2 separate regions of the Homo sapiens genome follow, and region 2 is linked to region 1. A link is a loop called in an ENCODE intact Hi-C map of the cell type or tissue named here. Cell type or tissue: mammary epithelial cell. All regions are shown on one strand. Links, peaks and the distances in the headings refer to the core of each region. The heading gives the core; the rest is flanking DNA. Region 1 overlaps TSPAN7 (tetraspanin 7). Region 2 overlaps LOC105373175 (a long non-coding RNA gene).

The links. Hi-C counts contacts between places; a loop is a spot of excess contacts. Peaks named below come from ENCODE experiments on the same cell type or tissue, not always from the same donor. Only the 100,000 strongest peaks of a DNase experiment are listed, where the experiment ranks them.
Region 2: it touches region 1 in a loop (8-fold over the local background); 4 of 110 quality-filtered maps call a loop at or near these places.

The regions. Positions count from the first base shown.
Region 1 is chrX:38,656,837-38,673,661 of GRCh38, reverse strand. It overlaps TSPAN7 (tetraspanin 7), which reads right to left. Exons shown (of 8, transcript NM_004615.4): 2 at 7,353-7,541; 3 at 2,212-2,286. Among named protein-coding and RNA genes, the nearest start is that of TSPAN7, 100 kb to the right of the region's middle. RefSeq lists a silencer at 15,867-15,916. In mammary epithelial cell, for the core only: a CTCF peak has its summit at 9,183 (motif pointing left); no DNase peak of the experiment used is centred there.
Region 2 is chrX:39,245,241-39,262,065 of GRCh38, reverse strand. All of the region lies in intron 2 of LOC105373175 (a long non-coding RNA gene), which reads left to right. Among named protein-coding and RNA genes, the nearest start is that of LINC01281, 74 kb to the left of the region's middle. In mammary epithelial cell, for the core only: no CTCF peak of the experiment used is centred there; a DNase peak (open chromatin) is centred at 8,305.

The DNA of each region.
Region 1 (16,825 bases), core at 4,270-12,269:
GTGGCTCATGCCTGTAATCCCAGTGCTTTGGGAGGCCGACATGGGCAGATAACTTGAGGTCAGGAGTTCAAGACCAGCCTGGCCAAGATGGCAAAACCCAGTCTCTACTAAAAATACAAAAAAAAAATTAGTCAGGCATGGTGGCAGGCGCCAGTAATCCCAGCTACTTGGGTGGCTGAGTCAAGAGAATCGCTTGAACCCAGGAGGCAGAGGTTGCAGTAAGCAGAGATTGTGCCACAGCACTCCAGCCTTGGCAACAGAGCAAGGCTCTGTCTCAAAAAAAAAAAAAAAAAAAAAGTTAACAAAACCTTTTCTGTTACCACATTTGACTTTGGGGTAACTTTCAAGCTCTGTTTCCCTGGAAACCTGATGAAGGTGGAATGTCGAATGTGTTACCAGGCCACTGAGTTTATTGATAAAACTGACCCCCAATTGGTAAAATGCCTCCAGATTGGGAGGACAGCAAATGACAATAACTACTTGGTGGGAAGCTTAGGGCTAAGTATGGTGACTCTCCTAACTAGGCATATTCTTTGCTAAAATGCTGTAAACTATGTCCATGGGACAGTTACAAGAGATAGAGATACCAGTTACATGCAGCTTCTAAGCTAAGGTGGCTACCACACCCAGCTGTGTCATCTCATTTCGCTACACTTAAGCTGTCTCTTAGGATGGGGGACTGTACACAGAATAGGCACTAGACTATTTTGAGGACTCATGGTGGAGAAACAAGCCCACTACTGCCTAGCAGGCAAACTGTGCTTCCTTTGTTATATCTTTCTGCTTTTGTTAAATGGCACTAAATGAGACCTATTGTCATCATGTGAGTTTGACTAGCCAAACTCAAGACCAGCGCTGGTGGTCAGAGTGGCATTGTACCTTCCTCCCACAACAGCCCTCAGGGTTTCAGCCAAAAGAGATTAGGTACATGAGGATTTCCAGGCCCTAGGCAGCAAGCACCATTAAGAGAAAAACCTCTCCACAGAGCGCACTCCCAGCAACAAACAAGAGGCTCAGGTAGGAACAAGCCAGGCTGCTCCTGGTGTTCATACATGCACGAGGGGCACTTATTAGGGCTGTTGAGGCTGAAACTTCATCAGGTCTCACTTCACTAGAGACTATGAATGGGGTTCTAATTCCAAATGCAGCACCCATACAAACTGGGTTCTGGGAATCAGCTTTGGCATCTGGGATACTGTCTTTGGTAAAGGGGAAAAACAAGGCAGTAGGGGAGCAGAGAGCATACAGTCAAGCTCAGGGGGAACTGAACTTGGCCAAGCACAATAGTGGGATCTTTAAGTGTGCAGCAAGATGGGTTAATGAAAAATTTTTTAAAAAAATTAAAAAAAAAAACAGGGCCTGGGAACAGATGATGCCAGCCTTTCGAGACCCACAGTAACACTCTCTGTTTTCCACCTGTATATATTTTTTTTCTTTTTCTTTTTAACACATGTGTATCTACTTCTGGCTTTACTATTATTTATGGAGAGTCAATGATAAAATTTTGAGGCAGCAAGACAATTAGTTTGGCTTGCCTTTATAGTCTTAGAAATCTTGTTATACAGATATACACTTGTGCCTTACTGAAGCAGCTATTTTTAAAAACAAAAAATAGAGACAGGATCTCACTCTCTTGCCCAGGCTGGAGTACAGCAGTGTGATATTAGCTCACTGCAGCCTCGACCTCCCAAGCTCAAGTGATCCTCCCTCCTCAGCCTCCTAAGTAGCTGGGACTATAGAAGCAAGCCACCACACCCAGCTAATTTATTTTTTTTATTTTTTAGAGATGGGGTTCTCACTATGTTGCCCAGGCTGCTCTTGAACTTCTGGCCTCAAGAGATCCTCCTGCCCCAGGCCTTGCAAAGCTCTGGTATTGCAGATATGAGCCACCATGCCCAGCCTGAAGCAGCTATTTTTAAGGAGTATGAAATCCATATTGAAGGTCACTGCTTTATAACGGGAGAGAATCATTTTATGCAATGGCTACACAGAGAAACAGTGAAGATCAACAATGAAGGTTTCAAGCTTGGTGGAATTCCCACATTTAGAATTTCATGAAAATTTCAGGTCATATGACATGATCTTTGGAAAACAACAACACCACTGAGGAAAACAGCTAGCCTATATGCACCCTTTACACATTTCAAGAGGTTTCAAGAATCCTCCTCCCAAACACCCCTTAACTGAGTTCTGCATTTTGTGTATACTCACCTCATGACGAAACACAAACCCTGAAATGCCAGCTACGAGCTCAGCCAGGAACACCAGGGACAGAAACATGGCATACTGAAAATTAAGCACACAAAGACAAAGTCAGATACATCAGGATTAAGAAGAGGGCTTCTTCAGGGTAGGTTACTTTCAATCAGCGGGAATTAGACAAGTCCTCACACTCCCTAGACAAAGTTTAGAAAAAAATATAAAACATTCGTCTCTAAATTTACCCACATAAGCCTCAATCTAGGAATGTGTGTTTAATATGCATATGCATTTTGGAGTACACAGGCTGGGGAGAATTCACTGAGAGACTGGCATTGTGCCTATCAGCTTGGCTCACCTGGAGAAATCTGGAAGGAACTTTCACAACTAAGGTATCCACTATTTGTTACACTAGAATCTTTGAGCTAGAAAAAAACCAAACTGCTCTGAAGGTCACAGGACACATTCTGCCCTGTCTGGGGGTCCTTTTTTACCAACTTCCTCACGACGGTCTGCAAGCCAATTCCCTGCGGCCCATTCCATTTTGAAACTGTTCCAATTGTTGGAAAGACTTCCTTTCCCTTTGGCCACAAGTCTGCCTACTTCTAACTTCCACTCACTGGCATTGGTGCTGCTTTCAGAAGAAATAAGAACCAGCCCAATGTCTTTTCTCTAACGCTAGCCCATCATGTTTGTGAACACGGCCAGGATGAGAACCTGCTGCCTAGGCAAACGCCTCCAGTAGTCTCAACCACATCTCAGATGAAACAGTTACAAAACTGCTTCATTTGGAATTGTATCCCTCCCATCTGGGCCCAAGAAGCCAAACGTGTGCAAGATGATGTTCCTCTTCAGATTGGTGGTCATCACTGGACACAGTAGCCACTGCAGCTTTCCTGTGGAGTTGCCTGCCTTTCTTGTTCGGGATGCTGCGTGGAGTTTAAAGCCTTTCAAAAAGTAAATGCACTATACTACTAATGACATTTGCAAGCATCTAACGCCTTTAGTGCTTTTCATCTCATGCTGCTGATACTTCTCAAGTTTTTTGCATGTGCATGCACATGCAAGCACGCCTAAATTCAAGGGTAGTACATGGTATTTACGAAACATTAAGGATAACTTTGAAAGGCAGATAAAAACAAGAATTGATTCCTTACCTACAAGGCACATGTCTTACAATCTGCTTCTTATTTCAAAATGAAATATAATGGTTTTGAACATTTGCAATGGCCCTAAACAATGCTGTGGAATTTGGATAGATTGCATGTGGCCACATTACTTACCTGTAAAGTATACACATGTCTCATAAAGTATACATATGTATGCTGAGTCATAATTTTTTTTTCTCATCTAGTGGCACATATATCGAAAAAGGAAATGTTGGCTTAAAATATTAATTTCTTTCTAAATATTAACAAAATTCTCTAGAAAGCACAGCCACTCAAATACTAAACATGTAGTTATGAGAATGCCCCATGTACATGACTTCTTTCCCAACTTCATACAAAATGCAATTCAAAGCAGAGTTTGATGTGAGACTCTCCCATTTTGCTGATGGGATAAGCCTAGACTCTTCCAGAAAGTTGGGTGGGAAAATAACTGTTAGCAGGCAGGTGGAAGAAAGGGCATTTATCTCTGTAGTCAGAAGTCCTCCTAGGTTTGAATCCTATCTTGTTATGAACTACCTCTTAGAAAGGAGGCAGCCTCTCTGGGCTTCCATAAAGTAGACATAGTTATTTTCAGTTGTTTTGCAATTAATGAGGTTATATAAGGACTGCAAAATTCTAGACTGACAGTTAATCAAGTGACTTCCGCTCTCATCAGCCGAATCAGCAGTTTTCTGTGTCTGGCAAGTTTCCTGCCTCTAGGAGCTTTCAGAGAGTGGCCGTTTTACCTACAGAAAGCATTTGCCAAAAGCCTATTGGGACGAGCTTGTACTAAATACAGGTCAGTAGGGGTTAGAGCTTTTTTCCCAAATGTAAACATTGGAGTTGAAATAGTCCTAGCTTTGGAAGGAAACATACAAGGGTTCAAATCCCAGCCTTCCATACATTAGCTGTGTGAATTTGGGTGGGTTATCTAAACCCCCAAGTTCCTATCACATTATATGAAAATATAACCTACACTGCATGGTGGTAGTGAGGAGAAAAATAAAATATCATACGCACCCAGTATAGCCTCTATCACATAAAAGGACCAAATCATATTTTAAAAATTTTATTGTTTTTAACTAACATATAATAATTGTACATATTTATGGGGTACAGTATGATGTTTTGATACATGCATACTCTGTGTAATGATCAAATCAGAGTAGTTAGCATATCCATTACCTAAAATATTTCTTTGTGGTGGGAACATTCTAAATCCTCTCTTCTAGCTATTGCTAAATATGTAATACATTAACTATAGTTACCCTACTATGCAATAAAACACCAGATAATTCCTCCTATCTAGCTGTGACTTTGTACCCATTGGCCAACCTCTGCTTCTCCCTCCTCCCCTGTCTCTAGACAAAAAAAAAAATAAATGCTGATGAGGATGTGGAAAAGGGAGAACTCTTATACACTGCTGATTGGAATGTAAATTAGTACAACCACTATGGATAACAGAGTAGAGGTTCCTCAAAAAATTAAAAGTAGAACTACCATATGATCCAGCAATCCTACTGCGGGGTATATACCCAAAGAAAATGAAATCAATATGTTGAGGAGATAGCCACGCCCCCATGTATATTGCAGCACTATTGACAATAGCCAACCTAAGTGTCCATACACACTGGACACAATGTGTCTATACACAATGGAATACTATTTGGCCATAAACAAGAATGAAATCCTGTCACTTGCGACAACATGAATGAATCTAGAGGATTAAGTGAAATAAGTCAGGGAAAGAAAAGACTAATAACTGCCTGATCTTACACATATGTAGAATCTAAAATTTGATCTAAAAGACATTTTTAAAGACCCAAATTAAGCCCCAAACCAAAAAACTTCTCTACTTCCCAAAATGCTCACCTGCCAGTGAACTTGTGTTAGGAGAAGAAAATGGTAGTGTGGTGTGAAGCCACCTCCAGAAGAGGCCAGAACTAACTATTCCATTGTTTATACACATATCCTATTTTATGACATTATACTCAGCTATGGGATACTTCTGCCCCACAAGCAAATTGAGAATTAGAACATAAAAATATCACCTCTCCCACCCCTCTCCAGTCATAGTATTTGGGCCGGGAGAAACTTTGGTGATTTAGTCCAATTCTATTTTGTTACAATTGGAGACAAAGGTCCAAGGAGGTTACATCCTTGCCGCTAAAGACTTTAAACAGTTAGTTGGAATCAGTCAGGTCTCAACACCACATCACTTCCCTTCTTGTTTGAATGGATGGTTTTTTAGAATTTTTTCTTTTCTCTGCTTTTGAAGTTAATTCTCCCCTTGCTACTCATTGTGCTAAACAAAAGGTTCTCAATACTGGCTACAAGATTGAATCCTCTGGAGAGCTTTTTAGAAAATAAGATGCCAGGGCCTCACCACCACTGAGGAGTCTACTTCAACCAGCTAGTGGTGGGATGCTGGCAAAGGTTTTTGCAAATGGCTTCCCAGGTGATTTAATCATGTATCTGGAGTTGAGGACTATGGCACTAGACCAAAAGAAACCCTAGTGTTTATGAGAAGTACTAGAAGGTAGACTCAGGGTGTTAGAATAGAGTGCCAGGTGACAGCAGCAGAAGCCTGGCCCATAATCAGGATGGGCCTCATTATGGCTTGCCCATCAACCTGAAGAATCAGTGGCGGCTGAGGCATCAGCCTCCTGTATGGTCTGCAGGATAGAAAATGGCAAAGTCAAGCACCACTTCTATGAGGTTGACAACAGAGACTGACTGCCCAGTGCCAGTTGGGAAGATGGTTCCTTTGGAATGAACCACTCTCACACCCACATATATCACTAGATGGTATTAAATGTTACTACAACCTAGGGCTACACAGGGACAGGCAACATGGCCCTGATGGAATCTTTGCTTCTCCCTTCACGGAGTAAGATGCCTGAAATAAATATTTTTAAACAAAATTTTATTTTGAGGACAGGTCCTTGCTAATTTTTATCTATAAAATCCTTTACCATTAATCCCCATCAGTGAAGAACATGAACAGTGAATAGAGAATTAGTTAACTGCTGTACCTAAAAGTTAAAAATCACAGTAATAGCCTTTCAATAGTCTGCCCTTATCATCTGGGAAGCATCACTGCTTTATCTGTCCCATGAGAGTATGCACCCTGCACTGGTCCTGGTAGCCAACACTTGACACTGCATAAGTCCTCTGGGTGGCAGGCTCTGGCTTAGCTCAACTCTCATAGCACTGAGACAGGGAGTACAGGTTCAGAGAAGACCACACACATGCATCCATGCATGGCCAGGCTCAAGGAGGTGGAAAGTATTTCTCCAATAGGAACTTGGAGGTGAAAGTCTGCTTATGTTCAGGATGCTGCCTTGCCACCAAAGCTGCATATCACATGCTTAAGGAGACTTCTAAGATATAGTTCAAAATTGAAACAGGGCGAGGCCGGGCACGATGGCTCAAGCCTGTAATCCCAGCACTTTGGGAGGCCGAGGCAGGTGGATCACGAGGTCAGGAGATCAAGACCATCCTGGCCAACATGGTGAAACCCCGTCTCTACTAAAAATACAAAAAAAATTAGCTGGGCGTGGTGGCGGGCGCCTGTAGTCCCAGCTACTTGGGAGGCTGAGGCAGGAGAATGGCATGAACCCAGGGGGTGGAGCTTGCAGTGAGCAGAGATTGCGCCATTGAACTCCAGCCTGGGCAACAGAGCGAGACTCCATCTCAAAAGAAAAAAAAAAAAAAGAAAAGAAACAGGGCATCTTGTCATGAGGATACAAATGGACTACTGCAATCACTGGCCACTGCTTTGTCATCATCTACCCAGAGGGACTGGGACTAGATTTAGTGTGCCAGGCTGTGTTTGGGGTTGTTTTTACCTCTAGGGGATTAAAGGATGGATTAGGAAAGAGTCTGGACTGAAATTGTTAAGGTCTTGTCTGTGACCTCAAGACGAACCACTTCACCTCCATGTAATTTATATTTTTACAAAAATATAGTTGAGAAAGCAGTATTATGTTGTGACATACTCACCAGTTTCAGCATCCATGGGCTACCACGACATGTAGCAAAGCATCCAAACAGGCCAAAGACAACAATAGTGGTGCCAGTTCCGATGAGCACATAGGGAGCATTTGTGGAGTTCTCGGCAATAAGGGAGATATAGGTGCCCAGAGTAAGTTTGCCCCAGACTCCAACAGCCAGCAGGATCACCCCAGTGATCTGAAAGAGGGAGAGGAGAGTGTGAAGCTATTGCCAAGAGAGGTGAGAATCAGCACAGAGCAATGTGGCCAAATTTGAAGACTCAAGTTTCCGTGAATAAGACGGTACTTGCTGTAGGATTCCCTGAGCAACGAGAAATGTCAGAGAGTGTTAACTAAAATCATCATAAAGACACTTCATTTATTTTCCCCAATAAACGTGCCCCTTACACAATCCCATATGCAATTATTGTGTTAATTAGAAGTCAAGCCAACAATAAAGAACTTCTTTTTTAAAAAGCAGTTTACAAAGCACATCATACGACAGGTCTGAGAGCCTTCCCCCAGCTGCTGCCTGACACCAAGCTGGGTATAACCCCATGAAGAATGACAGCTGCCCTCTTTGATGGCATGTGTGTACACAGTATATTTTATGGACATCCTGCACAATGTTTTCAGGAACACAGTGATTCCCTTTGACTATTATTGCAGAAATTTCCACAAAAACAAAATATTCCAAATATTTTTGAATCCCTATTGATGTGTTGTCTTAATATTTTATTCAATATAAAACAACAGAAGAATCTGCATAGTTCCTGGAATTAGCTGTAATGCGATTTGCCAAATCCCACTGATCAGTCCAAAGGAAATCCCTATAGCATGTCTAAACTAGAACCCTGCATCAATCAGGCCTTTACTTTATGGGATAGATTCCAGGGTGCATACTATGCCTAACACCCCACCCCCTGCAGGCCACACGCCCTGGCAGCTTTAGCTGCTAAAGCCACTGGGGTTGCTTTATGTCTCTAACCATCTCCCAAGCTGGTCTTTCAGGTCACCAATAGCTTAGCAACTCAAACTGACAGCCTTGTAACTGCTACCACTTCTGATACCGCATGAAGCTTGAAAGAAACCTGGGTGTCCAAGAAAGACCATCTCCAGTTTGGCCCCACCCTAGAGCCTAATGTCTCATACCAAATGCCTTGGATCCCTGTCTAGTTTGCTCACTCAAGTGAGGAGTCAAGGTGAGAAAACTGGAGAGAATTGGCATGATACAAATCCATACCCACCTTGCCAAGGTTTCCCTTGTCAATCAATACACAGTTCCTAATATCTGTGACCACCACCAAATATATGCTATACCATGAACCAAATGGCTGGGCCAGTGAAGATGCTTAGACCTCTCTCCTTTATACTCTGAAAATACTTTCTGTAATTTGGAACCATCAAGCTCCATTATCAGATTTTTGTGTGTGTGTGCAGGACGAAGAATGGTCCCTGTACTTTTCACTGCATAAGGTAAGTGTGAGCTTTACCTGTATGGGGGGAGAGGTCAGTAAAAACAACTAGAGTTTGGTGACACTTCCCCACCCTGGCAGCCTGTCTACTTTGTAGAACCTTCACCATGAAAGACAGAATTAAAGGTTTTAAATCAGAAAAAGATTGAGGAACTAGTGCTAGTTTTATTAGGCAAAGATAAACAATCGTGATGCAGTGTTGCGGTGAAAGTGTTTGACACTAATATTTGGGAGAAAGTGGCCCCGTGGAGGTTGACTGCCTTTCAAAAATTCCAATGGAGATGGCCTAGCAAATTAAATCCAAGAAAACCAAGAACACAGATGTTGCCAAGAGTTCTAAGTCCTCTGCTGACACCCGGTGGTTGTTTAAAAAAGTACTTTCCTTGAGCAGCCTCTTCTGCCATACTCCCCAACACGGAAACATAAAATGCCTTTTACCTGCTAAAATCAAATTTTAAGAATCAACTGTCAAGTCATTAGGGGTAAAAATGCAATGGACACTATGTAGAAAAGGACAGTGCCTGTGCCATCTTTTACTAATGCCTAGCACAGTGCCAGGCACAGAGTAAATGCTTACTATTCCATTGAGAAAAAAAATATATTTTTTTCATTTCTCTGGGTCTTAGAACCTGTATTTTATAAAACAGAGCTTATCAGATACCACATACGTACACAACTTCTACATCTGGTAAATACTGCGAGGTGATTTAAAATGGGACCAAAGAGAAATTTCCCCCATACTTTCCACTGTAGCATTATCAGCCTAAGCTGTAAACATCACAATGTAAATGTATTGAACAAAAGCAAAAATTCAGTTAAGCTAGTCGGTGTTTAGGCTGAATATATGCCTCATTCGGAAACTTGTGACTTCATGGTATTGCTCCCAAAGATACACGAACACTTCAAATACAAACTGAGCAGCTGCATTCCGTGAACTGCTATTGCTGGTCCTTATTGGAATGTGATTGCTTTAATGAAAATGTATACTGCTAATCAAGTATGAGAGTCTGATAACTTACATTTCTGTGACCAGTGATTTCATGAAGTTCAGTTACTACCAGAACAAATCTTACATGCAGTATGTCAAAGTTAACACAAATCCTGATTTTAAGGCAAACAGTACCAAGATCATTTTAATGCCTTTTCTTTCATAACATAATTTATCCTAATGCAATCATTGCTTTGTATATGAACCCTCTCCTCATGTAAGTGCAAAACCTATACCAGTTTGTTAAAATGGTCATAAAATGTAAATTACACAAATACTCCATTTTCAGAAAAAGACTTTTTAATTTCAATAGGTTTTTGGGGAACAAGTGGTGTTTGGTTAGATGAATAAATTCTTTAGCGGTGATTTCTGAGATTTTGGTGCACTCATCACCTGAGCAGTGTACACTGTACCCAATGTGTAGTCTTTTATCACTCATCCTGCTCCCATCCTTTCTCCCCAGTCCCCAAAGTGCATTGTATCATTCCTATGCTTTTTGCATTCTCACAGATTAGCTCCCACTTATGAGTGAGAACATACGATGTTTGGTTTTCCATTTCTGAGTTACTTCACTTAGAATAATGGTCTCCAATTCCATCCAGGTTGCTGCAAATGCCATTACTTCATTCCTTTTTATGGCTTAGTAGCATTCCATGGTGTGTGTGTGTGTGTGTCTGTGTGTGTGTGTGTGTGTGTGTGTGTGTATACACCACATTTTCTTTATCCACTCATTGATTGATGGGCATTTGGACTGGTTCTATATTTTTGCAATTGCGAATCGTGCTGCTATAAACGTGTTTCTTTTTTGTATAATGACTTCTCAGAGAAAGACTCCTTATAAAGACCTTGGTGGTCTTTATAAGTTTGCCAGTGGGTGCAAACAAACACAATACTATGAACACCATATTGCATGGGAGAGAAAACATCCAACATTCTAACCTTGACCAAGTCAAGGTTAAGCCTTAGAGGGACTCATGTTCCTCTCAATAACGTGGAAACTGGGTTAGACACGCCCCTTCCAGCACTCATGTGCTAGGAATCTAAGAATAACCAGAAGAGGAAGGCCTTCTCCAATATTGCTATTGTCATACTCAAACACTCCTGATGAACCAGCTCTGTTCAGAAGCTTGAACTCCACTCTATATGGTTCCAGGAAAACAGCTATTCTCTGGGCAGTTCCCAACCTTTGTTCATGATGATCCTCTTACCTAGAATTCTATCCATCCTATCTTCTTACCTATCCATCCTATCACTCTATATCCTAAATTCTTATGGTACACACTGTACTCACTCCTCTCAGCCTCCTCAAAGTCACTCTGCAGTATACCATGGTCCTTCTGTACCCTACCCATCCTCCTGTGCATATCCAGGAGCACAACCTCTTGAGGGTGGGAGCTGTGTACCTTGCACACAGTCAATGTTCTGTACCTGTCCATTTAACAAATGAATAAGCAACCAATTGTAGAGTTAAGAAAGGAGAAGAAGTTTCATGTTAGCCATCTATTTGCTATACCCTCTGAACCTCTGTGAAGAACTATCAGAAATGATAAGAATGCCACTCTGGACCAGAAAGGGCCAGTAATCTGGGGAAATAACAAGGCTAAAGACAAAGAAGAAAAGATTAAACAGACAAGGGAGAAAATGGTTAGGCTGCGGCATACCCTTAGGTGACTAAGACCATATGTGGTGGTAGTAGTGGTTGGTGGTGGACGTGCGGCGGGTGTTCAAAGAAATTGCCAGGTAGTTGAAGGAAAAAACTCACCTACAAGCAAAGGGCTAAAGATCCATAAAACACTCTAACTGGCATTTTATCACATTCTTCTTGCTATAAAAATGTTTCTCACTAAGGATAAAAACCATACAAAGATAAGCCCAAGACAAAAGCCACTATCATATGTATAAATTTTTTCTTGGCTCTCATCAACACACATTCACTCCACACATGTACTTTTGCAAGCACCCACAGGAAAGTCATGTCTCAAACATGACTTTCGAACTGAAAAGCAAGGGACTTTTTTTTTTAAAACATCTCTCTCCTGCTGTGAGGTGCAATGAGTAAGTTCGGAGTTCACCAAAGCAATTGTGTGTCTGAGCTCCTCAGAGACCTCAAATCCCTAAATCAATCATCAGCATATGTTACCTTTCTCATGGAGGTTTTGCTTCTTTCTCAGAAGAATTGACCAGCAAGCAGCCAACGCTGTGGTTCGGGGAGGAGAGAGATAGGAGACCGTGGATAAACTACATGACTGGCCTGGTGAAGGACCAGCACCACCTTATATGCTCCCAAATCAACCACAAGCCAGGATGGCAGGCCCAGCCTTCCATCAGAAGTAACCAGGCTGAGGCTCTCCCTTTCTTGCTTATTCCTGGCATCTCATTTTCTGTGTGCTTACAACACAGCTCAAATTTTATGGGTAGCAAAGTACCACTAGCTACTATTAATTTAGGCTTGGTGATGAGACAGAGTAAAGCTATAATCATGGCATCAGAAAAGTTAGATCAGAACTGAAAAGGCTTCTGTGTGATGATACATATTACTTTAAAATTATACTCAAAGAAAACTTACAGATAGGTTTGGCAATATGCCAAGGGGTATCCAAAATGCTCTGAAACAGACTTACTAAGGTTTATTTTCATCCTAAAATGGCCATTAGGGGAACGAGTAGCCAACATAAACAATTCCCCTTGCTCTTGCCAGGTCAACCTGGCTAATACTGATAAGTCTCTCTGTGGATCTTGTAGCATCCTGATCTTCAGAGAGGTGCCAGAAATAGAGGCTTCCATCCTTCTCACCTGTCCAGAGGCATTTTACTTGAGCCCACGCTGTTTTGTGCGTGCAGACCACAGACCTTATGATGAAACTGCTGCAGCTGCTGTGCCAGGTCTGAGAGGGCAAAGTCCTTATTTCCTCTCACTAAATCCTTAATACAAGGTTCATAAGCCCCACCTTCTATGTGAATATATGCACATTATTCTAATGATGGCACAAGTTCATATTTACTATATCATTCAATTAAAGAAAAAAAAGACAACAGAAATTGAATCACAGAGGTACAAGCTATCAAAAAGAGACTGCTTACTAAATAGCCATATGGAATAGAAAGCACTGTATCTAAAAACCAACAAAAAGAAACACACAGGCGAGATCGTAGGCAGAAGTCTTAGCTAGATTGCATTTTAGTTGACCCACAATTCAATCATCCCAGAGGTTTACAGGTTAATTCCTTCATAGCAACTACACACAAAGGTATTGTGAAATATCCCCCAGAGGATTCTGTAACTCAGAAGAAAATGCGTGACACTGAAACTCCACACACATCATCAATAATTAAAATCCACGTTCCTCAGATGTTAGGTTTTAAGAGGAAAAGTACCTGACAAACTATTCTCTTAGCTGATTCTTATGTGAGTGTGTGTGCCAAGGGGACAAAGAGGAGGAGAAGTCTTTGCACAATGTTGGGACCTGATTAGGTAGAGGTGGAGAAAGTGACCAGAAAAGCAAAGAAACCAGCAGCTTGTATAATGTTATGGTCTTATTTTAAGAAGTAACAGTGTGCATCCATTATATTTATAACTTAAAATTTTATTACAAATTGTATGTATACTTAGTGTTTTTAAAATAGACTAAGAACCAGAATTTATTGGGATTCCTCACTGGGCTTGAGAACCCATTCCAGATGAGTGGCAGAAAGGGACTCAATATATTTAAAAGAACATTAGCTGGGGCCAGACGTGGTGACTCATGCCTGTAATCCTAGCACTTTGGAAGGCAGAGGCAGAGGTGGGCGGATCACTTGAGGCCAGGAGTTCGAGACCAGCCTGGCCAACATGGTGAAACCCCATCTCTACTAAAAATACAAAAATTAGCCGGCTGTGGTGGTGCGTGCCTGTAATCCCAGCTACTTGGGAGGCTGAGGCGGGAGAATCACTTGAACCCACAGGGCAGAGGTTGCAGTGAGCCAAGATCATGCCACTGTACTCCAGCCTGGGTGACAGAGCTTTACTCTGTCTCAAAAAAAAAAAAAAAAAAAAAGAAAAAGAAAAAGAAAAAAAGAATGTTAGCTGAATGTGGTGGCTCACGCCTGTAATCCCAGCTGCTCAGGAGACTGAGACAGGAGGATCACTTGAGCCCAGGAGTTCGAGGCCAGACTTGGCAGCATAGCAAGACCTCCATCTCAAAAAAAAAAAAAAATTAGAATTAAAAATGTTAGAGCTCTTGGCTGGGGTTTAGAAGACCAGGGCTTCAGTTGTAGTTTTGTCATTAATGAGCTGTGTGACTTTGGGCAGATCACCTGATATTTCTGGGCCTCAGCTCACTCTTCAATAAAATCAGGAAGTAGAGAAACCTGATTGCCAGTGCTTCCCTCCCAGCTCTAACATTCTGATACAACAAATCAGAATCTCAAACTTGACACACTCAGTCACGCTGAAATATATTTATAGCTGTGCCTTTAAGCAAACAAAAGAGAGTTTCTAAGATTCTCCCTGTATCTGATAAACCACCAGCAGCAGGGGTAGGAAAGTTGGCTCATTTCTGGACCTGAAGCCCACTGTTCTGTCAGCTTTCCCAGGTGGCGAGAGGCTCCTGGGTAAGAAAGGGTAGGAAGAATGCCCAGCAGGACATGCGTTTGTAGTTTTACACAGACACGCAAAAATTTATAAGCTCACTAGCATAACAAAAGCTTTACTTTTTATAAGAAGATCCCACTGTTATCAAGACATGTGCTTTGAACTCTCTCTAGGCAAGTATTTTGACCAATTCAACCTTTTTACTCCATTTTTGTCTCGTGTACATGTATACATGTGTACGTCTGTGGGTGTGTGTGTGTGTGTGTGTGTGTGTGTGTGTGTGTGTATGGAAGATAATACATGTTATATGGCTGACAGGTTGGTGGTATCATTAAAAGGAGACAGGGAAGTTAAGAAGCGGGAGAGGAGTGAGATAATCTTAAGTGCTGACTTGTTAAAATTGAATCTGAGAACCAATAAGAAATCCAGAGACCGTCTGGTCCAGGCTCTGTTTTCTATTGGGTTTGGGGTGACCAAAGGTCACAGAGGCAACATGTTCAGAAGGCAGTTGTGAATGTGGGGCTTGAATTTAGGAGTAAGTCAGAGCTGCAGGTGAGGGCTGAGGCCAGAAGTGACAGCTAAGCGGGAACAACGAATCTTGGGAAACAGAAGCAGAAGATGGTGGGAAGTTCAAGGACTAAGGCTTGAGGAAGACTGTCACTAGAACATGAGAGGACAATGCTGGAAGACAGGGGACAGCAAAGAGACGCAAAACAGAGTGGACAAGTCTATAAAGGTGGCTGCCAATATGAGAAGTAGGACATGGAAGAAAGAGACATTTTCTCCTTTAAAGATTTATTGGAAACAAGGCCAAGCACAGTGGCTTGTGCCTATAATCCCAGCACTTTGGGAGGCCAAGGCGGGAGGATCACTTGAGGCCAGGAGTTCAAGACCAGCCTGGGCAACATAGTGAGACCCCATCTCTAAAAAAAAAAAAAAATTAGCCAGGTGTGTCAGCACATGCCTGTAGTCCCAGCTACTTGGGAGGCTGAGGTGGGAGGATCACCTGAGCCCAGGAGGTCGAGGCTGCAGTGAGCTAAGATTGTACCACCACACTCCAGCCTGGGTGACAGAGCAAGATCTTATTTTTTTAAAAAAAGACTTATGGGAAACAAAACACCAGCACAATTCATTGATCCTGCATACACTAATGACCAGACAGGGTACTCTTTATTTTTGTACCCAGTACAGCCCACTGAGATTACATTTTGTATTTTAATATTATTACATCCTAGATCCAATTCATAGACTTCAAGTTTCAGGAGCTAGGTCATGAAGCTAGAGTGATTTGTCACAAACTCTAGCTTCTATTTGGATTTTATCAGGGATCAGATAGCCAGAGTCTAAAATGCAGATTGTCTAACAAGGTATAACAAATCACAGATGCTTTTGAAAATATGAAAATGGCTTTGAATAGCACTATGAAAAGTCAGAAATTCTAGCTTTGACTGTGGGTCTATTACAGTCTCTTCATATGTGTAGTGAAACAACTAATCATTTCATAGGAAATGGCTCCAGGCATGCTGTAAGTCCAGCAAACAATACTTCCTTCTCTAAGTTGCAACCACTAGCTTACACCAGTCATGTTGCATATCTGTGTCTTAGTTCATCATCTACAAAGTGGCAGGACTAGCCCCAGGGCCCTTCCAGTGCTAGAGTTACTTGTTTCTTTGAATTGCCCAGTGGTCCTCAGAGGGGCAAATATCAAATTCAACTGTTAGCTCAGATGCCAAAGACTGGTCAACAGCATTCACCAAGGGGCTGCACCTGCTGGGCTCTGTACTCATCCTGGGGAGTTTAGCTGGAGGGTGGCTCAAGGAGGTGGCTGGCTAGAGACTGAATACTCTCTAATGTCCTGTGGGCCCATGAAGTGGTAAAAATGGACCCATATGGTGACAGTATTTTCAGAATTAAAAACAGAATCTGAACACGGTAAAGATCTTTGAAATTGGCCTGTCACAGAAAATCAGGGCTATACAGCTGCTAAAATAATAATAAATGCCACCTTGTTAAGAGAGCCTTTTACTACTTGAATAACTAAACTCCTTCAAATGAGGCCCACACAGCTCTACCTTATACTTAATTCCATTATTCAACAAATAGAGTCACAGAAAATTCCTGAACATGTTATTAGGTACTCTGTATATCACACTGGGAAAAGAGAAAAAAATGGTCAGCCCTATTGAATTGGTTTCTCATTTCTTTTATATTACCCTAAAAGCTTACAGACTTAGGTTTCTTCTCCCTTAAAAACTAAATTCCCCAAAAAGGCCCAGAAGCAAAAAGAAAAGAAAGAATTTAACTGCACACATATCCGTACATTGAGAAATGTTCTATTACATCAGAGAAGAATGTTAAGGGTAGCTTATTCTGAGCCTCTTGGCATTATTTTTTCTTTATAAGCATTGTTGAGTTCTCCTAGCAAATGTTTAAAACAGGACTTAGGTTTTT
Region 2 (16,825 bases), core at 4,485-12,484, 590 kb before region 1:
CTGCTTAATGACATATGACTTTGACCTCAATCCCCCATGCACCCCTGTGAGGAACCCCTGGATCTAGTGAGCAAAGGTGAATCATGGCAAGCCACAGGATTCCATTGCTCCTCTGGCCTAAGGCCCAGACTGAAGTATGTCCATGCATCATCTTTTTCTCTGCCCCATCCAGTTCCTGCCAGGGTTCCTTCAATGTGGGAAGGGCCACTCCTATGACATCAGCCATAGGGGAGAATTCTCAAAAGGTTGCTTTCCGAGGGAAGATAAAAAAACAAAACAAAACAAAACAAAAACCATTATGCATATACAAAACCCTTTAACCTCCTGGCTAGGCACAGTCAAAGATCACCTACCCACTCCTGGGCCCAATAATATCCTTGACCTTGACCCATTTCTACCAGTCCTCCTCCTCCCCAGAGCAGAGGGAGGAGAGAGAAGCCTTGAGCTCCCCCTAGAGGTTACATGTTTCCACTTACTGTTTCTTTATCAAGTGTTGGGAGTTTGTGAAGAATAAAGATACTTATCTATTGAAGAACAGACTTATGTAGGGGCTACATATTGGTAATACACATTATATATACTTCATAATTTCATATCTGAGCCAAGCATGATTAAAAACAAAGTATGAACTATATACTCTGTGCAATGCTTAGAAAAACAATTGTCAAGAGTCTCTCAGTAAATACTATCACAGTCTCACTCTTGAATAACAAAACTATGTTATTATATGTGTGATTATAAATTGGAAATATGTAATATGGGTGACTACTTAAGAAAGAACTAAAGAACATTATTGTGAATCCTGTCTCCTGCTACTAGGGATAAATGTAAATTGGGTGAGGTCATGATTACTCAGGCCCCATTTTGAGTTCAAGATGAATAAACACAGACAGATGAGGACTGTAATACTCCCTGTGGCCACCACAAGGCTAACAAAATACCTCTATGCAAGCAATATAACTACAGAAACAAACCTGGCACACTTACATTATATTTTTCTAGGTACCTGGTAATCTTTATGACCGATATGGCCTTGCACACTTACATTATTTTTTTCTAGGTACCTCGTAATCTTTATGACCGATATGGCCTATAACACTGTCCAATCTGAGTGTAGAAGTCTGAACTTCAAGCTCCAGCTCAACCACTAAATAGCTGATAAACCTCATGAAAGTTTCTTAACGTCTCTGAACCAGAAATTCCTTAATGGTGATGTGAAGCTAATGGTAATGGCTCTATGTCTTATAAGATGCCTGTTGAGTATCACATGCAAGAAGGTATAGAACTGGCAATCATGACCCATTTGTGCTCATCAATGAATAGGCCATTTCTACAGAGGGGTGACAATAGGTATATAGATGTGAAGGCTGGTTTGAGGTGTAAGGGGAAGGGGCATGGCCATAGGACATGTTTTCCTTCACTTAGCTTGAGATTTTTTTGAGGAAATTATAATATAGGCTTCCATAGATATATAGATAACAGGTAGGCTTCCATAGATATATAGATAACAGATGATAGGTAGCATTAGAGTGTAAGATCCATATGGATATGAATTTGCTTCTTTTGATCACGAATATAAATATGCACTTAACACAGAGCAGTTAATTAACAAGTATTTGTTAAATTAATTGATTTGCTATTTCTTATGTACTAATTGATTTGCTATTTCTTATGTACTAATTGATTTGCTATTTCTTATGTACTTGTCTTTCCAGTTCCTACAGCTGGGAAGACAATCCCCAAAAGGGAGCCCTTGTGTTTTTTAAAAGAGAAGTGAAGGCAGCCTGTGTAAAACTTGTGCCAGGTGCTGTCTGAACAAGTGTTCGTTTGTGGGCTCAGGGTGGTGCCCAAGTCTTAGAACTTAGAACAAAGAAGAGAACTCAGAGCAGAGAAACTTCAGCAGGACATTTTTTTTTTTTTTTTTTTTGCATTGCTGGAGTGGAGGGTGAGGTTTCAGACACAGAGCACGGGAATGTCCAGGGTAAGATGGGGACTCAGAATGAGTGAACTTGGTGAAGCTAAGTGGGTCTCCATCAAGTCCATCATCAGTACACACTCTGGGTGCCCTATTATAAAGGTCTTGAGAAAAGAAGTGCCTGGGTCAACCTAGCCCCAAACCAAGTAGATGCTAGAGCCTGCGGATTCTCTACTCAGAAAGAGTCTCCTGAAATCGGGATGATCTACTCAGAAGAACACTGGAGAAAGGGAAGCAGCCTGACACTATGAAATTTTTACTGCAGATCAACAAGGGGGCTGGAGAAATGGTTCTCATTTCCTGACACCTGATTGGAGGGGGTTCAAGGGTCATGGGAGGAGAGGAAGTAGAGATGGCAGGTTTAGACAAAAGCAGTTTTACTATAAAGATGGGGAGGAGAATGGATGGTGGCTGGAGAGATGTGTGCACCAGGGAGGTTTCTAAAGTATTTTTTAATGGCAGGTATTACAGCATGTTTTTATGCTGATGGAAATGATCCAGTGAAGAGAGAAAAACGGAAGAAGCAGGAGAGAGAAGAGATAACTGCAAGACCCAGGCCTTGAATAAGCAATAGAGGATGGGATCCAGTTCACACCTAGTGGGGCTAACCTGGCATATAATAACACAAAGTTCATCCATTTTATTAGGAGGAAAAGCAGAGTTTGTGAGTATAGATTTGGGTAGGTAGGCAGATGGTGTGGTGGAAAGGAAGCAAGTTCTCTGCTTCCATCTTAGGGAAGTAAGGAAGAAGGTCATCAGCTGAGAAGAAGGAAGGGGGAGGAATTGTTGGAGGTTAGAGTAAAGGTGAAAAAGTATGAAATAGTCATCTCAGAGAATGAGGAGAGAGAATTGACTGGGGAAATGCGATAAGATTGCTTGGCTGCACTGAGGTCCCACTAGAGGTCTGCCATCATAAATTTCAAGTGAGACCGGTCAGAAATGGTTGAGTGTTTTTCACCAGCTTGCTTAACAAGGGCAAGCAAAATAATGGAGTTGAGAGAATGTACAAGGAATTGACAATATGTGCAAGAAGTGGTTATGGGAATGGGCTGTGGACTCTAAGGTGAAATAGGAGAATAAGGAGAGAGTAAAGGAGGTAAGATGCAGTGAAAAGTTGGTGCAATGGCGGGACTGGGGACCTAAAGGGGCCCAAGATTGATTGGCTTCAGAACACTAGAGAAAGAGAGCTGGGATGATATGAGGTGGGAATATGGGAAGCTGGAAACTAAGGCTTGGGAATGGAGCAGTTTTGTTAATGCCACCTTGGCAATAGGTAGCTGAGATGGAGATGATAAAGACCACAGAAAGTGAGGATGTCAAGGCAATGAGAGGTCACAATGTTGGAAGGTCTCTCTAGGTGTTTGTTGAAATGACAAAGAGTTAAGAAATTTGTAGTGGTGGAGAGAAAGATAGTGTTCCTGGTGATAAAATCTTCAGTGAAAAGCAGTGATGGTGTGTGTCTGATAGAAGATGATTGCAATAGGGAGATTGTGGCAGCCACAAGAATGCCCTTCTCAGACCTCTTACTGGCAGGAGTGTAACTGACCTGTGGCTGCACTCTGAAATCCATTATCACATTGAAGCCACACCCTCCACCAGCTGCTCTCAGCCATGAGTGAGCACAGCAGGGACACTAGGGCAGGCGCCTCAATGGGAGATGCAGGATTCCTCTGATCTGCCCCTTTGGCCCAAGGACTCCTCATTAGTTTTGCCAAAACTTTCTTAGACATGCACTGAAGTCAGACTTTCCCAGTTACCCTTCCTTCTACAGAATTAGACCTGCATCATGTGTGAAGGCTCTCTCTGCTTCCTCCAGCTCCCTCTCCATTTTTCCCCCCAACAGGTAGTTTCTCTAGTAAATCTCTTGCATGTCTAATCTTGTCTTAGTGTCAACTTTTCAGATGACCTGAGCTAGCAGAGAGAGGATATGGGGAGTGTATTGGTCCATTTTGTGTTGCCATAAAGGAATACCTGATACTGGATAATTTATAGAGAAAAGAGATGTATTTGGCTCATGGTTCTGCAGGCTGTATAAGCATGGTGCCAGCATCTTGGCTTCTGGTGAGGCTTCAGGGAGATTACAATCATGTCAGAAGGTGATGGAGAGCCAGCATATCACATGGTGAGGGGAAGCTAGACAGAGAGAGAAAAGGTGAGGTGCCAGGCTCTTTTAAACAATCAGATCTCACATGAACTCACACAGAGAAAACTCACTCATTATCGTGATGACAGCACCAAATCATTCATGAAAGATCCACCCTCATGACTCAAACAACTCCCACTAGGTCCACCTCCAATGTGACATTGGAGGTCACATTTCAGCCTCCAAACCATATAACAGAATGTGGTCTGTAAGAATTGCTTCCAGGGATCTGGGTGCTTTAGGGATAAAGGAGGGACAAAATAATCTGCAAGGAAAATCTTCATCCCTTCTCCAAGCCCAGGATTCATGGGGTTTGGGTGTGACAGGGTGGTAAGAAAATACCACTTCTTCTAAGGGCTGAATGGGAGGTAATGTCTCCAGGATTCAGACAGAATTCAGGTAGGCAAAAAGTGAAAGGAACAGTCTGCCAATCCCTGACCCGACCACCTAGCCTGATGATACCAATGGTGCCCTGATAAGATTCTGTAACCCTAGCCCAGACTTATGGCATATGCTACAGAAGCAGTCAGACAGCATGATTCCCAGACGGTCACCCTGCATGCACAGTAAACTATCCCTCCTCCCCTGGGCTCATCTGTCTAACGAGCCCAGCCATCACCAGCCTAAGAGATTTTGCTTTTCTAATATGGGATGGAAACACTCAGTCTTTTGGCTTTAAAAGACCTGCCCTATTTCTCTTTCCTTGTACCTCATCTCCCACAGCCTAGACTCCATGCTGGATCCCGTTACCCCTTAGCAATGAAACTTCTTCACGAAGAGCTCAATGTTTGATCTTTATTTTATTTTCCTTTAAGTTTAGTGAAGAGTTTGAAAATATAAAAGTTATTATGTGGATAAAGATCACATGTTCCAGAGGGCAGAGTTGAAGTGTCCAGGTGGCTGGGGGAGGGGTGGGGGGGAGGGGCGGGTTGGAATTGGGAGCCCAAGTCAGCTTGGGGAACATTCAGACCATTTGAGAAGAGGGGTCTTAGAGAAACCTGAAGGGATAGGACAGTTGGTAGTGGCCAAGATAAATCAGGATGTGAGGCATGATGGGACAAGCCCACATGGTCTCTTGGGAGGGAGTAGATGATCAGTAGTTGCAATTGTGGGTCCGTTCTTGGGACCCATATGGATTTGTGATAGAAGGGCAAGGGGTAAGAATTCCAGGAGCCCACAGAACTCTGGGAGCCCCTCTTCAGGTCTACTTTGGGCCTTGTCAAGGCCAATGGAGGGGAAGCCCTGCCAAGAACATGCTGAACACTGCAGGCCTTGCCTATACAGTGTTCAACAAACATTTGTTAAAGATCTACTATGTCACAGACTAAACTAGATGCTAGGGACATATCAGTGAATATGACACCATCTCAACTTTCAAGGACCTTAAAAAGCAAAGAGAGCAACACAAAAAAAATAAATGCACTATAATAATAAAGTACATTATTGTAATAGTCTTCTTGTGGGGCATGAATGAACACATGCACGGGGGCTCTTAATCTTGAAACCTCCAATCTGACCCCTCCCCCACCAGGCCTTGTAGAGAATGAAGTAATATGTGCAATGCCAGTCCCCATGGCTGTGCCAACATCACTTGCGGACAGCCATCCTTGTCACCTTTTCTCCCAAATATGAAGACATCGCCTGTCATTCACTGCTGTACTTTCTGAGGCCTGCAGGCCTGGATGCCCTCCTGTTGCCTGCTGCTTGTGCCTATGAATATTCCTGCCAACAATTCCTCCCATCCTGTATACAAATGACTGCTGTGATCTGAATGTTTATGTCTTCCAAAAGTAACACATTGAAACCTAATCCCCAGGGTGATGGTATTAAGAGGTAGGGCCTTTGGTAGGTGATTAGGTCATGAGGTTGGAGCCCTTATGAATAGGATTAGTGTGCTCATAAGAGGCCCCAGGGCGTTCATTCTCCCCTTCAATCATACAAGGATGCAGCAGTAAGGCACCATCTATGAGGTATGGGCCCTCACCAGATGATGAATCTGCCTGAACTTTGATCTTGGACTTCCCAACCTCCAGAACTGTGAGAAATAATGTCTGTTGTTTATAAGCCACTCAGTTTATGATATTTTGTTATAGCAGCCTGAACATACTTAGACAATGACATTCTTCTCATTAAGAGAGAGTCTGTGTCCCCTCCCCTTGAATCCAGACTGGCCTGTGACTTGTTTTGGCCACCAGAATGCAGTGGAAGTAACACCATGCTACCTCTAAGCCTAGGCCTTAAGAGACCTGGCAGCTTCTGCTGTTACTGCCTTGCTGCACCCCCCTTTTCTGAGACATGGTCTTGTTCTGTCACCCAAGATGGAGTGCAGTGGCACAATCACAGCTCACTGCAGCCTCGACCTTCTGAGCTCAAATGATACTCCCACCTCAACCTCCTCTCAAGTAGCTGGAATTACATGCATGCATGCACCACCACATCTAGCTTATTATTATTGTTATTATTATTATTATTATCATTTGTTGTAGATACAGGGTCTCACTATGTTATCCAGGCTGGTCTTGAACCTCTGGGCTCAAGCAATCCTTCCACCTGGTCCTCCCAAAGTGCTGGGATTATAGGTATGAGTTGCTACTTTGACTCACTATGTAAAGAAGTCCAGGCCACCCACTTGGAAAGAGAGGCTAAAAAAGGGGACCAAGTGGAGCAGGACTGACATGCACAAGGATCCAGACACATGGGTGAGGGCATCTTGAACTTTCCAGTGTACCATCAGGTGATGCACCCACATGAGTGACCTAGCCAATCACATGTGGAGTAGAGATAAGCCATCCCTCCCAAGTCTTACCTGCAGGTAAACCCAATCAGGGTTCCATTCTCCCTCCTGCTTGTTTGTTAGTGTAGTGGCCTCATGCTCATTATTCAGGAGTGATGAAAACTAACTAGCTATTCATAGGCCTAATTTCCTCTTCTTTCTGGGCACACTACTATATTTCTCAGGCTCTCTTGCAGTTAGCTGAAGCCATGTGACTAAATTCCAGGCAGTGGACCAGTAGGGAAGTGATGTGTGTCACTTTCAGGCCTGGTCCCTAAAGACAGGGACTCTTTCAGCTGTTTCCCCTAATCCTAGCTTGGTGTAGATGAGTGACTTTGGAAGACCTGTGCCGAAAATGGTGCAGAATATACAGCCTGTGTCTCTGAATTCACTTAGAGGGAAACTTCTCATGAATCAGAAGTACCTGTTTTAGGATGTTAAGTGAGCCAGAAATAATCTACCATGTTTGAGTAGCACACATGTTGAGATTTGTTTCTTACAACAGTTAGCATAATCTCCATCAACAAATCAGATATTTCTGATATAAACAAGGCATTTTTAGGATCCTTAAATTTGGAACTGAAAGATGGAAAGAATTATTGGATAATAACTCTCTATGTACAATATGGAAAAAATTTAAACTGAAATAACTAAGCAGTTAAATTAAGTAATCTCATTTGGCCTGGACAGCGCTGGCCCAGGGTAGCTTTAAATACCATCCTCCTCCTCCTTTTCTAGTTTCCCCTAACTGTCAGATCCACCAGCAGATAAAGGCCTGCCCAGGTCTGCAAAGGCCCTGACAGCTTCAGAAAATATGTCCTTCAATCCAGTGAGTCTTGGCATTCTGTCATTCAGGGGACCCAGCCATCCCCTCCTTGAATTATCTTTGATGCCGATTAGACCTGGTGCCCAGATTAGCTCGCAAAGCCTCTGGGTCATTGTGTTGACTCCTCTTCCTCCAGGCACTTGAATCAGCCAGCAGAATTGGAATCCTACCCAGAACCCCATATTTATTTTTGGTTCGTTGTTTTCTTATTTCCTTTCCCCTTACCCACACCAAAACCCTATACTAAACCCAAGGTTATCTGTTTGGGATTGTAATATCCTGTCTGCCTTTTGCTAGTCCCTGTCCTTTCCCAGGAATGGGATCTGTCTTTGTGTTCCCAGCTCAATGGTTGGGGTCTTCACTAATGACAGATGTTCAGGAAACATCCTCTTCCAACCTCTAAGGATTTAACCAACTTCTGAATTTGAGACCCACCTGAAAAATTCTTGAAGGAAAATGAGGCTGCAGCAACTAGTGGACACTACCTGGGCCTTCTGAATGGCTTTTCCAGGGCAGCTGGTTGTTTCCTCAAGTATACATTTCACCACTTTCTGTGGGCATTGTGCTGCAGAGTGACTCATGACTGCATACTTGAGTCTGCACAAGTCCTGCCACTGTGCTAGTGTCTGAGTCTCTTTCTGCTGTCTCCAGCCTTGCCCCAGGCTTTCCACATTGTCTTTATCCATTCCCATCAATTCACCTGGCAGTCATCCCATGCAGTGTCTTTATTTTGTTATGTCTTGTAACAGTCACTACTGGTGTCTCTGTTCACATCCCCTCCCCAAGCTCACCAATATGGTTCCCTGTGGACCTTATTGTTAGTTCCCATGTGCATGCACTGTGATTCCAACTGCTTCCCACCTCAAGCATCTGTGTCTCTCTTCTTCTCTATCTCAGGGATTTCACTAGCACCAAAGGAGCCCAAGTAAGGACAGCTCAGAGGAATGGGGATTTCTTATTTCCATGGGGTAACTGTTAAGCAAGGGGGAATCAGAGTCAGTAGACTACATACTCCAGGAGCTTCCTCAGTAGGTCAGTTCTAATGGGTAATGTACTGGATTTAATGATGGCCTCCCAAAAGACATGTCCACCTGGAGCCCATAAATGCAAACTTATTTAGTAAAAGGGTCTTTGCAGTTGTAATTAAGTTATGGATCTTGAGATTAGATCATCTTAGATTAGGGTGGGCCTTAAATAGAATGCCAAGTGTCTTTACAAGAGAAGAGAAGGAGAGAAGACACAGAAAAGAAGGCTATGTGGTGAAGACTGAAGTGATGCAGCTACAAGCCAAGGAATGCCAAGGGATACTGGCAACCACCAGAAGCTTCTGGAGGGAGTCTTGGAATGAAAGAGCCAACTCTGCCAACAACTTGATTTCAGACTTCTGGCCTCAAGAACTGGGAGAGAATAAATCTCTGTTGTTCTCACCTGTCAAGTTTGTGGTTATTTCTTATGGCAGCCCTAGTGAACGAATCCATATATTCTACACAGTTTCTCAGAGGGTTCCTAGAAGTTTGAGCCCCAGTTGCTCAAAGGGATCTTTCACTTGGTCTCTTCTTCCTGTCTTACTTTTCCCACTCCCTCACTTGAGTTACATGGGATCTGCATCCTCATCTTAAGATCTGCTTTTGGGAGAACCAAAAATAAGACATGTGCGTAGTAGGGAATGCTTCTATCAGTAACTCAAGACCTGAACATTAATAGGATTTGTTGCCCTCTCTAAAAACCCACAGCTGCTCTATCATCGGGTTAACTCACTTTGCCCTTCTCCTTTCTCCTCCTCTTCTTCTTTTCCTTCTTCTTTCACATATGCTTGGTTTCTTTCAGTCAATCATTTTTGTTTCATTCACTCCTGCTATATGGCTGGAGAAAGGATTCATCTATCCTTTAGAAAACCAAAAAGTTGGGACAGGAAAAGTTTGGCTTCTAGAAATGTACTGAAAAATGCCACTTCCTCAGGAAACAATGAAACAAACAACCTTACCTATTTTCTATGGTACTTGCAGTTCCTTTACCCCAAAGCACCTCAAAGCTATAATGGTTCAAAAGCAATTCATGATCTCAGCACTTTAGGCTTTTAAGCTTGAACTGCTTATTCCATCAGGGTCACACTGGGACCTCCCCAAACCATGTATCCTTCCCTCTGGGTCTATTTGACCTTTGGATTCTAGCCATGTCCACCATTGGCCCAGCCTGCTACTAGCAGGGTCATGAGTGGGACAAATGTGTTTGTTCCTCTTCATGCATCTGAAACTGTCTTTGAGCACATTCTAAAGCAGTAGAATTTGGGTTTTAGTTGCTGACCTTCATTATTTGAGCCGCCTGCTCTTCTCTGTCAGAACTCATTGTAGATATTTAAAGTGAACTGTTAGTTTCACATAAAAGTGCAGGAAAGTTTACAGTTGGAGAGTAGTCCAAAATCTATTCATTTATCACCTGCCATCTATTTTCTAGTTCAGGTGATAAAGATGTATTTGCCCTGCTTTTATTTTGATTTGTTTCCATTCTAATTCAAAAGTTTCAAGTAACCCATCTACTCTGATGCCATTTTGCTTTCCCACATGTAGAATCTTTGATTCTTGGAAGGAGTGGAAAAAGACCTGGGTGAAAAGCTTCTACTTGGATGTTTAAAAGTTAAGGCTAGAAAGGATCTCGAAGATAACCTAATCCAATCACCTTAAAAAAAAAAAAAGATGGGATCTCGCTATGTGACCAGGCTGGTCTCAAACTCCTGGGCTCAGGTGATCCTCCTGCCTCAGCATCCCAAGTAGCTGGGACTACAGGTGTGAGCCACCATGTCCAGCCCAACCACCTTCTTTTACAGGAAAATAGAGACTCAGAGGAGGTGAAATTACTTCCCCTAGGTCAAATGGCTAACTGTAGAGTGAGTTGCAGAACTCGGGGAGACATGCAGCCCTATAGGCCACAGTGCTTTCATGACCGAGTAAGTTGTGGACTGAAAACCAATGCTCTCCCAGTATCTCCAACTGACCAGGCTGAGGTTGCTGTCTGTTGTCTACATCAGCCTTATTAGTTTCTCTTCCAACTGTGCTTTAAACATCTCTTCTTGTCTTCTCATCTCTTATCAGAGTCGCTATTAAATTCAATAGGGGGCTTACTTTCTTTTGTCTGCAAGTTTCCTCTGTAAAACATGAAGCAGTCAATATTTTTTTTCAAATCCAGCATTAGATAAACCCACCATTAACTGAACATTTTTCCTTAGAATTGCCCCGGAATGCTTTCACTATTTTTTGCCCAGTGTGGGGACAATGACTCACACTGGATATTCCATCACCAATGCCTCTGTTCACACTGAGGCCAGAGCAGAGGTTTTCTTCCAGCCTAAAATAGGGAGGTACCATCCATTTGTTAAAATGAAATAAATGTTCTCTGTAGCTTGGGCTCCTGGGCAGTAGACAAGCCAAATAAATGCGGAATTGCTCTTTTTTTCTCCAATTCTATGGTTTCAGACAGAATACAATATCTATCCATTGTCTAACACAGCCCATTAGCCACCTGGCTGACAGAAAATAATCTTAAATGGACACTTTGAAGATGGGTCAGCCCACGGCTTTTTTCTCATAGGTTTCAATCTTAATAGAAAACTATACTTAGCACTATAGAACCTTGTCAGTCAAAAGTCAGGGACTGTACTGTGTCACAATCCCTTTTTGCTAGGAGGAAAAGTAACACTTGGATATTGTTATTTGTATTATCATTATCATTATTAATATTATTTTTGAGAACACAGTAATATGCCAATTTAATTCTTTTAGTATTAACTCATTTTTAAAATTAAAAGCCTATAAAAATTACCAGCTGTACAACCTTTCAGATTCACCTCTGTCATCCATAAAAAGTGGACAATAATAGCCATCTGGCAGAGTTGTGAGGGTTAAACAAGAAAGAATCCATAAAATAATCACCTGATACGAAATCAGTGTTTCTTAAGGGTAAAACTTTTTTTCTCTTAGCCATATAATCTTTCTGAAGGTCAAGTTTGCCCTCTTCCCACAAAGCTCAAGGATGCCCCCTAGATAAACAGAACAGGCAATCTAGTGCTTTTCTCATGACAGGATGACAGTAAATTTTGTTGAAAAAAATGGAAATGAAGCTTGATGTGACATCCTTCCCTATGACTGAGCTATAGAACTCTGTCTCTATTGAAGGTCATTGGCCCACACAGAAAAATCAATCAAAGGCTGTGACCTGCAATGTAAATTAGCATTCTTTTAGAGAAAACCACAGGAAAGGTTGAACTCACATCATTTCAAAAATCAAGAAAAGGTAGTCCTGCTCCCAGTATGGCTGAATAAGCTCCTAAGCTCCTACTTGACTAACTCTGCCACAGATATCAGCTACATGGTCTGAACAAAATACAAAAAGAAAATAACTACCTGAAGGCCCTGGAAGGCAGCAAAAATAAGCAGATCCTGCCGTGGAGTCAATCTAGGGAAGCAGGGGGAAAAAAATGGATGAGCTTCTGATTTTTACAGCTGTTAGTCTGAGATTAGACAATAGTAGCGTTTAGTCTGAGATTAGACAATAGATGATGCTGCAAGGGGCTGCTGAAACTCCTATAGAAAATCCAATCTTCCCAGCATGAATGGTTCAGGGCAACCTGAACCCATAGTCATTAGAAAATGAGGCAAAAATCCTAGAAAGTAGTGGGCTAGAGAAGAGCATCTAAATTCAGTGTATATATTTTGCCCAAATCTCCATCTGATCCCTGAATCACATGTACAGGGAAGACTCAAAGTATCCCAGGTAGGGACAAAAAAATTACACTGAGATTTGAGTTAGCACCTAAAAAGCAGACTTTGCAGTTTGAGTCCAACCAATTTAATTGTCTTTTTAAAAAGAGAAATAATCTTTGGAGGAATATAACAGAGACCACAGTCCCCATAACATTCACAATGTCCAGGATATGATCCAAAATTACTCAATATATGAAGATGCAGAAAAATGTGAATAACTCTCAAAGAAAAGATAATCAATGAATTATATCCTCAAGAGAACCCAGATGTTAGAATTAACAAACAAGAATTTTAAAGTAGTTATTATTATAAATATGCTAAATGACTTAAAGAAAAATATGCTTGTGATAAATGAAAAGATAGAAAATTGTAACATAAACTATAAAAACAAATAAAAATATTTTATCAGTAATATCTGAAACAAAAGTTAAGAAAAAGAAACAAAGCTTCATTGAACAACTCTTTACAAATATATTTGCTTTATATTATGTTATTTAAGGAGAAGGTAGAGTGAGGAAACAGAGACAGAAAGAAGAGGCAGAGAGGGAGGGGATGCTAAAAGGAGAACTGGAGAAAAAAAGCAGGAAAAGAGTTATGACCAAGGCAGCTTCCAGAAAAAGGAAGATACAGAAAAAGTGGAGAGAAGGAATACATTGAGGCTGAGGGAGCAAAATATAGGAAGAGAGACTGGAGAAGAAAAGTTCATAAAATCTTAAGGCTTATAAACTACTTTTGCTTAAGTCACTGTTCATTTGGCATGAACTGGAGAGGTTTATGGAAGACCTGAATATATGGCTTCTAATCACGTTTAAAATGGCCTTTTAAAATGTCAGTTATTGCTTAATAAATTACTAATCAAACTTAAAGAGATGCCACTCTTAATTATTTCCTTGGCTTCAATGGTGGAACCTTAAGTCACAGTCGCCTGAACAGAGGTTAGATTCTTCATCTTCACACCACACAAACCCCAGAGCATTTGGGTCACATCTATCACCTGTGACAACTGTCTGGCTGAGGAAATTCCAGCAAGATGGGTCCTCAGAAATGACTTCCTCTCACCACCGTGAGTAGGGTTGGCAAGGGGTTGCATATCTAACGGTTGTTAGGGTAGCTTGAGAGCCTGAGAGGAAAGCACTATCTAATCTAAAATCAACTGAGATCTTGCATATTTTCTGTGCTCCAGTTCCCTTGGGACAAAACTGGCTGCCAACTAAGCCTGTCAGGGGCAATTTACAGTTTAATAGAGGATTCTGGTTAATAGACAAACCCTTAAATACTTAACGATATGATTTTGTAATGGTAGAATTTCAGAAAAAAAGATAGTTTTGATTGGGAGATAAAGGCTTCTCAGACAGCATAACCCCTGTCTCTTGGGGCTGGAGACCAAGCTGGAAAATGACCAAATGACCCTAAACCATTGATAAACCACTGTCCAGCTGTGGGCTTTTAGTTCACATGCAATGAGAACCAACTGAGCAATTTCTAACTCTTCCATCCTAGTGTCACTTTTCAGATTCAGAATCACACATCAGATTGACATTGCTGTATTCTTTCTTTTCCATTCGATTAAGCTTTTAATCCTCACCAAATATGACTATTTCCATGCTTATATCCCTATATGGCAATAATGGTCTTTCTTCCTAAATTGGATGTGTTATTTCTGTAAAATGTTTTCGATCACAAGCCATTCCTTATTTGCTTTGAGAAGTGATAAGAATTAGTTCGTAATATCACTGATGAGGGAAAACGTTAATGGGAATTTTAGCATCATACAACATCAATGGAAATAAAGGGAACTTGCTAGTCTACATTTATTCGCTAAACTGCATTTTCTTAGAGCCATGAATTCAGGAAAGGTTGCATGATAAAGAGAGAATACAATAACAGTTGGCCTTGATATAAAAGCTCTTTGTGTACAAAGCAGATGCAGATCTGTAAACAATGCGAGCTTCTTTCAATAGATGTCCTAAATGAATTTAGGCTGTTCTTTGCTTTGTTTTTCAACAGAAGCAATTTTAGCATTTTGAGGAAATTCATTACTTTCATCAATAAGAATAGATTGAGTTATGGGGTACATGAAATTCTGCTAAATACTCAAGATATTGAGCTTTTTGTGGAAAAAAAGGAATATTAAGAATTTCTCTTATTGGGTCAGTCAAAAACATTTTAATGACAACTTAACTCACTATATTTCAAGCTGTGTGGAGATATATAATATATTTTATATATATATATATGTATATATATATGTATATATATATACATATATATGTATATATATATATATATATATATATATACATATATATATATATATATATACAGATGAGCTCTATTGTCAGACAAGCTGTTCCAAAGCTCTACTTTGTTGTCAAAGTGGATACAGGAGCAAGTTTTGTTTGTGGAGTTGGCTCCACTCTTTCTTCTAGGACCTATCTGAGCAATTTCTTATCCACTTTTTAAAAACAGCTTTATTAAGATATAATTTACACACTATTGTGTATTTTCAATTGTGTAACTACCACCATTATCTAATTTTAGAACATTTTCATCATACCAGAAAGAAGTCCCATACCCAATAGCAGTTGCTCCCCATTCTCCCTTCCTTTCAACCCCTGGAAAACACTACTGTACTTTCTGTTTTTATAGATTTGTCTATTCCAGCCATTTCACATAAATGGAATTATATAAGATGTAGCTTTCTGTGTGTGGCTTCTTTCATTTAGCATAACGTTTTCAAGGTTCACCTATTCACCTATGTTGTAGCAGGTATCAGTACTTCATTCCTTTTTATGACTGAATAATATTCCATTGTATGAATGTACCACATTTAGTTTATCCATTAATCAGTTGATGGACATTTGAGTTGTTTACACCTTTTGGCTACTATGAATAATGGTGCTATGAACATTTGAGTACAAGTTTTTGCGTGAATATGTGTTTTTATGTCTCTTGGATAGGCACATAGGCGTGGAATTACTGGGTCATATCGTAATTTCATATTGAACATTTTGAGGAACTTCCAAACTGTTTTTCCAAAGTAACACCATCTTAAGTTCCCATCAGCACTATATGAGGGTTCCAGTGTCTCCACAACCTCACCAACTTTGTTATTATCTGCCTTTTTGATTAGTGCCATCCTAGTGGATGTGACATGGTATCTCATTGTGGTCCCCCTCCACTTTTAAGTGTCATTACTATAAATATTCCTCAGCCATCAGTTCCAAAAAGGCTTTTACCTTCACTGTGTCCCTGAGTACACCTCTCCCCTTGTATCTGGTAGCAAATCTGAAGAAGAAATAATCATTTCTTCATTCATGTGCTAGACACTGGAGATAAAACAAGAGACACATAATCCCAGTCCTCTTAAAGCTTACAGTCAACAGAACAGATGGATATTTATACAAGGGATACTTTATGATATGGAGAATATCTGGAGGAAAAAGCCAGAGTCCCTATTGTGCACCAATAGAGGATGGCAGGAATGAGGATAGAGTGATAAAGTGGGTGGGAAGATCATAAAAGGCCCCACGAGTCAGGTTAAGAAGTTTGGACTTTAAGAACATGTGTAAAAATAAAGGTTCATCTAGAGAGAGAAATCATTTGATCAGATTTGAGTTTTTAGATAGCTACTCTAATGGAAGCAGAAATCTATAGGATAGAGAACCACATAATGGCAAGGGTGACCAGCCCTATTGTAACTTAGTTCCTACAGCAGAAGACATCCTTCCAATCTCTGGGTGGACCCTTGCGAAACTGATCCTGTGTTCTTGGCCTCATGGCTGAACTCCTAATTTTCACATAAATCCTATCAATAACCTGTTCCACTTTACTCAAGGCAGTGGTTCTTAAAATGTGGTCCCTGGACCAGCATCATCAGTATCATCTGGGAACTTGTTGGAAGTGCAAATTCTTGGGCTTTACTCCAGATCTACTGTGTCAGAAATTCTGTGGGTGGGCCTAGCAATCCATACTTCAATAAACCCTTCAAGGGAATTATCATATACATTCAAGTTTGAGAACCATTAAAATAACTTGAATGAGATTCCATTTTTTTTGTAACTATTTTACTATTACAAGACAGAGCGGTTCCATACAAGGAAATGATACAAGGTGATACATATTTAGTTGTCTAATGGCTTAGATTAGGGGTCTGCAAACTATAGCCCATAGGCCAAATCTTATCAGCCACCTATTTTTGCAAATAAAGTTTCATTGGAACATAGCCAGGTCCATTTGTTTAAATATTGTCTGTGGCTGCTTTTGCATTGCAATAACAGAGTTTAGTAGTGATAACAGAGACTATATAACCCATAAAGTGGAAAATATTTACTACCTGAACATTTACAGA